Linked DNA regions of Homo sapiens: region 2 is linked to region 1. A link is an interaction called in ENCODE POLR2A ChIA-PET data of the cell type or tissue named here. Cell type or tissue: OCI-LY7. All regions are shown on one strand. Each heading gives the region's core, and the rest is flanking DNA. Links, peaks and the distances in the headings are about the cores only.

Region 1 (2,919 bases), core at 274-2,773:
ACATACAGTTAGTACTCTATGACTGCAGTGGATTTGGTATTTAAGGATGAGGGGTGATATCCTTTGGCTTTCAAATTGCTAAATTCTACCACTGATTTTTTTTTTTTTTTTGATATGTTGTCCCACTCTGTTGCCCAGGCTGGAGTGCAGTGCCTCAGCTTACTGCAACCTCCGCCTCCTGGGTTCAAGCAATTCTCATGCCTCAGCCTCCCGAGTAACTGGGATTACAGGTGCCCGCCACAATGACTGGCTATTTTTTTTTTTTTTTTGTATTTTTAGCAGAGACGGGGTTTTGCCATGTTGGCCAGGCTGGTCTCCATCTCCTGATCTCAGGTGATCCATCTGCCTCAGCCTCCCAAACTGTTGAGATTACAGGCGTGAGCCACCACGCCCAGTCTACCACTGACTTTTTGTTTGCAACATTTTAAAGAACTTTTAGTCTCTTTAAGAGACAGTTACACCCTTTAGACTATTATAAATTCCCTTAGTATGGGAAGGGAATTTAAGAAGATAAACAGAAAAAGTTGTTTGTGTGGGCCAACTGTTAGTGTCTTTTGCTTATCTCTGCAAAGACAGGGTTCACAGAGCCCTAATAGTACAATCAATTGGGCACTTCTGGCAATACCAGAGGGTCTTAAAAGAGACATTTATATTTAGCATTTAGTGTAAAATATCCTTTTCCAAACCTGCCAACAACTCCTAGTATATAACCACTTGCCATCTGTTCTTTGGAGATTGGTTTTACATCATTATAAGCAAAGAAATCAATACCAGACCACTGATTTGGGAAAGAGACAAGATTCCACGGCAATAATACATAAAGTTAGTCAAGTCCTACTTCTCAACTGTTTTGAAAGAACAGATAGTTCAATGTCCCTTTCTGAAACAGGTACTCATCCTGCATTGGTGATTTTGCAGCAATAAGGGCCCAAGATAGATAAGGCACCATAACCTCAATTTATATAACAGCTCTTAAGTGCTATATAGAATCTCAAAATACCTTTTTAAACTCAATAGTAATGTATTAACTTGAATCCAGATCCCCCTCTTTACAGTTTATCCCTCAGTTTAATTTAAAAAGTGTGAGCTGGAGCACAGGGTTACTCTGCCAGTGACATCAGACAGTCAACTGGTGTAGATACTGTAACTGCAGAGGGTAGCTAGCTGAAGGTCTGTTTCAAACATACATTCTGTCTTGATAGACAGGTAAGGCCAATCGTTACCTTATCCATTAATTTGCTAAGATACCATCTGGTCTTTCTAAGCCTAATTAACATGTAAAAGTCATTTAGATATGTTAATTGGTTTTGAACCAGTGAATAGAATCAGTAAAAAGGGACTATGGGAATGGAGGACACTACCTTAAGTTTACATATAGGGCTTTGTGTTCTTCAAAAACCTTTCATATGCATTATCTCACTTGATCCTACACTCACTGTAAACATCTGAAAGAGGAGGAAATTGAGGCTCAAAGATTGTTACTCTCTTAAAGTAACCTAGGGAAGAAGCTAGTGGCTAGTTAATGAAATGAACAGTTATTAGGGACATTTTGTTTTCTTTTAACCAAACAACAGCTCCATAAGATGGGTGCCATTATTGACAAAGCTACTAAGAGGCAGAACCAGGATCTGAACCCAAATCTTTTGGACTTCAAAGTCCACACTTTATTTATTATATTGATGAAACCTATGGCTTTCTGCTACAGTGAATGTAACTGGGCAAGAATTCTTGATGTCAAGAGTTTAGCTGTCTTGAAGAAGTGGGTTATCTGAAATAAGCAATCCACATGTAAGAAATTGATAAGTGGCACAATGGACAAAATACAGCTATGGAGTCAGAAATATTTGTGATTAAAACTCAGCTCTGGCCAGGCATGGTGGCTCACGCCTGTAATCCCAGCACTTTGGGAGGCCAAGGTGGGCGGATCACGAGGTCAAGAGATTGAGACCATCTGGCCAACACGGTGAAACCCCGTGTCTACTAAAAATACAAAAATTAGCTGGGCATGGTGGTGCACACCTATAGTCCCAGCTACAAGGGAGGCTGAGGCAGGAGAATCGCTTGAACCCGGGAGGCAGAGGTTGCTGTGAGCCAAGATCGTGCCACTGCACTCCAGCCTGGCAACAGAGTGAGACTCCATCTCAAAACAAAACAAAACAAAAACAACAACAAAAAACTCAGCTCTACCACTTGCTAGCTGTGTGATCCTAACCAAGTCAGCCTACTTCTTGGAGCTTCATTTTCCTCATATGTCAAATGGAGAAAAAGATCTTAATCTCATAAAGTTGATGTGAAGATTAAATTACATAACAAAAATATAGTTCCAGGAACATCAATAAACATTAGTTATCCTCCTCTATAAAAATGTTTCTCTAGGGAGCAAAGGAGTTACAGAGCAGAGGTAGACAAGCATTTCTTAGCTGGTAAAGGGTAAAGTCAGAAACATAAACCAGGTATGATGGCTCATGCCTGTAATCCCAGCACTTTGGGAGGCCAAGGTGGGAGGATCACTGGAAGCCAGGAGTTTGAGACCAGCCTGGGCAACATAGTGAGACCACCACCTCTACCAAAACCAAAAAAATCAGTCATGTGGTGGCACACACCTGAGGCTGCAGTGAGCTATGATCATGCCACTGCACTCCAGCCTAAAAAAAAGACAGAAACATGCAGTGAAAGGTACATAACAGACCTCATATTTTTAGGTAGCCCTTGCAAAAAGCAAAGCTCAAGGGTTACCTACTTTTTTTTTTGAGACAGGGTCTCACTTTGTTGCCCAGGCTGGAGTGCAGTGACCCGATCATGGCTCACTTCAGCCCTGACCTCCTGGGCTCAGGTGATCCTCCCACCTCAGCCTCCTGGGTGGCTGGGACTACAGGCATGAGCCACTACATTTGGCTAATTTTTTCTATTTTTTTTTTT
Region 2 (2,919 bases), core at 274-2,773, 51 kb after region 1:
GGAAAAGGTGGCATACCAGCATTGTTATAACTATTAAATTTAATTTCAGACAAATTAGGTGACTTAACAGGGATGGTTTTGGAGGAAATGTTTGTAGCTGTGGGTGATGTAGGTGCTGATTTGTGACAGTTTTTCCTTGGAGGAACATTTGGTCCAGTTCCACTAGTAATTAGTTCTACTTTAGGTATCTTTTGTCGTGGACTGGTGCTAGAAGTCCATACTTCTTGGTATCGAATTGCACTGGATTTTTGGAAATGGGCACTTATTTGTCCTGGTGTCAATGAAGATGATGTAACTGGAGAGTTTGGAGTAGAGGATGAGCTTTTTGTCTTGGGGCTGTTAACAGGGCCCTCGAGGTGCTCACTGGCCATGGCTGCTGACACATCCACGACAGTATATGGCTTGCACAATGGCTGTTCCAGGTTCACAACTCGGTAAGGTTTTGCTTGCTCTTCTGTGGGGACAAGGTTTATGGTTACTGCTTGCCCAGCAACATCTGTAGAGGCTTTACTTTCTTCCTTCTCAGTTTGTACAGCAATCTTGCCATCTTTCTCTTCTAATCGGAGAGCAAGGACTGCTTTGTGGGTCTCTGGAACTTTTATTGAGCTTTTGGAAGCCTGTGATGAATCTTTATCCTGATTATTACTAGAGGGACTTTCATAATTGGGCTCAATTTCCTTCATGTCCTTAGAATCTCCTGGGTTACCAGGAGATAATCCCCCATTACAAATCTTCTGGGATAAACTACTGGCTGTCTCAGAACGTGATTCTTCTGTTAAAGAAGAATCTGGTGATGTGGAGTCAGATGACACCATGCTCTGAATGCTTCCTTGTCCATAAGAGACCACAGAATTTTCCTCATAACCATTCAGGATTTCATCATAGCTGTCATCATAGTCCACAGCACAGATTCTCTGCAGAGACTTGTTTCGCAGGGGGATGGTATTCCATTTTTTGTCCACAAAGAATCGAACAGGAGACAATGTGTTTGCTCTGAAGTTGGCAAAGCGAGGTTGCCCTCTCATGCGAATCTCCATGGCCAACAGCTCTTCATCACTCTCATCCCAACTCTCGTGCTCCTCCTCCATGTTACTGAAAAGTACATCCTCTTCACTCTCCTCGCCACTGGAAAACTCTGGGTAACAGAACCGGCCCCCTTCATTACTAATCACTTCTGTGCTCCCACTCAGAATAACATGCTTGCCCTGAGTTTCCTTTATCCCACCTATCATGCAACTTGGTGGAAGCTTTCTTTCCAATGATCGTTTATAGCAATCATTTATTCTTCCCAAGAATGTTTCTCTGGAGTTTGTTTCATTTCCTCTTATCTGAGGGGCAGTATCCAAGCCTGCTATCTCCTTTAACACTTCAGTTAGTCCATTATTGTTATCTGACATCTTCTTTGCACTATCATTATTGCCATAAGGCTTAGGAACATGGCTAATTCCTTCATCATCTTCATTATTATTGTTAAGTGGTTTCTGACTCAAGGCAGCTCTGTTTCGGTTCCACCCTATGATGACAGGTTTGTTCTCACAGTGTTCTTGGATGCTAAGCTCACCACATATACTTTGCCCATCTGCCACTATCATAGTGGGCTTCACAGCTATAGTGGGTTTTTTAGCCACAGGAGGCCGGAAATTGCCCGTGTTCCTGATGCGGTGGTTGTTACTGTGATTGGCATTAGTTTTCACATTGCCATGGGTGATGGGTGCCTTCTCAGGGTCTGGGGGAAGCTGGTGCAAACTTTTAGGTTTAAAGCAATTCTTGCATTCACCAGGTTTCCAAACATGTTCAGTAAAGGTGTTACAAGCAGACATTTTTAAAAATAGAACTTCACAGACAATGCTTTTCTTTCAGTGCATGACAAAACTTTCATCTGTTAGTTTTCACTTCCCCTATGTGTTACAGCAGCTCTTCTAAGAATGATCAATCTGTGGAGGGGAAAAGAAGACAAAAAATCTGAATGAAAAAGGCACTATGAGACTTACCATTATTAGTGACTTGAAAAAACTGACTCCATTCCTAAACTTTTCCTTAAATTAAAAGACTGAGAGCTAAACTAATTTGTGTACTTTGTAATTTCCCTTTAGCCAATCAGCATTTGGAAAGTGAGCTTTTTAACTATAATTTTATGCACTCTTATCTATCCATACATAATCTTCAGCTTGATGTCTCTGTTGCAATGATTCTGTGACCTTCCCTCCCAGAAATGCCTTTGATACCACTCCTTCTGTTATCCACCAATTTCTCTAACACTTCCCAGCCCATTATAGATTCCTCTTCTTCCACCTACCCTTGAATGTTTTAGACATTTCGTAGACTCCTCAAACTCAATGCATTGAAAATGAAGCTTCGGGGCTGGGTGCAGTGGCTCATGCCTGTAATCTCAGCATGTTGGGAGGCAGGCCAAGGTGGGAAGATCCCTTGAGCCCAGGAGTTCAAGACCAGCCTGGCTAACATGATAAAATCCCATCTCTAAAAAAAATATAAAAATTAGCTGGGTGTGGTAGCACACACCTATAGTTCCAGATACTCAGGAAGCTGAGGCAGGAGGATTGTTTGAGCCTGGGAGGTGGAGGTTGCAGTGAGCAGATTGTGCCACAGTACTTCAGCCTGGGTGACAGAGTGAGACCTTGTCTCAAAAAAAAAAAAAAAAAAAAGGCTGAAAAGGAGACCAGGGGCCAGATCATGCAAGGCCTTTTAGGCTTTTAAAGATTATAGAGTTTATCCTAAGAGCAGTGGGAAGCCACTGAAGGGTCTTGAATAGGGGAAACAACATAATCCAATTTGCATTTTAAAAAGACAGCTCTGACCAAAACCCATGAAATTCTTACGTATATAAGTCCAACAAAATATGTGTAAAATCTAGAATCTATATGAGCAAAACTATAAAACACTGATAGATGAAGGGGGGAA

Evidence for each region. ChIA-PET counts read pairs that join two places held together with the same protein. Peaks named below come from ENCODE experiments on the same cell type or tissue, not always from the same donor. Only the 100,000 strongest peaks of a DNase experiment are listed, where the experiment ranks them.
Region 2: POLR2A ChIA-PET joins it to region 1 with 6 read pairs; 3 of 35 experiments call an interaction of 5 or more read pairs at or near these places.

What each region holds. Positions count from the first base shown.
Region 1 is chr15:77,129,349-77,132,267 of GRCh38, forward strand. The region is part of intron 9 of PEAK1 (pseudopodium enriched atypical kinase 1); the gene reads right to left. Among named protein-coding and RNA genes, the nearest start is that of TSPAN3, 60 kb to the left of the region's middle. In OCI-LY7, for the core only: no CTCF peak of the experiment used is centred there; no DNase peak of the experiment used is centred there.
Region 2 is chr15:77,180,107-77,183,025 of GRCh38, forward strand. It overlaps PEAK1 (pseudopodium enriched atypical kinase 1), which reads right to left. Exons shown (of 10, transcript NM_001385026.1): 7 at 1-1,934. The coding sequence starts at 1,820. Among named protein-coding and RNA genes, the nearest start is that of LINC00597, 44 kb to the right of the region's middle. RefSeq lists an enhancer at 1,730-1,819. In OCI-LY7, for the core only: no CTCF peak of the experiment used is centred there; a DNase peak (open chromatin) is centred at 1,835; H3K4me3 peaks cover 1,595 bases; H3K27ac peaks cover 789 bases.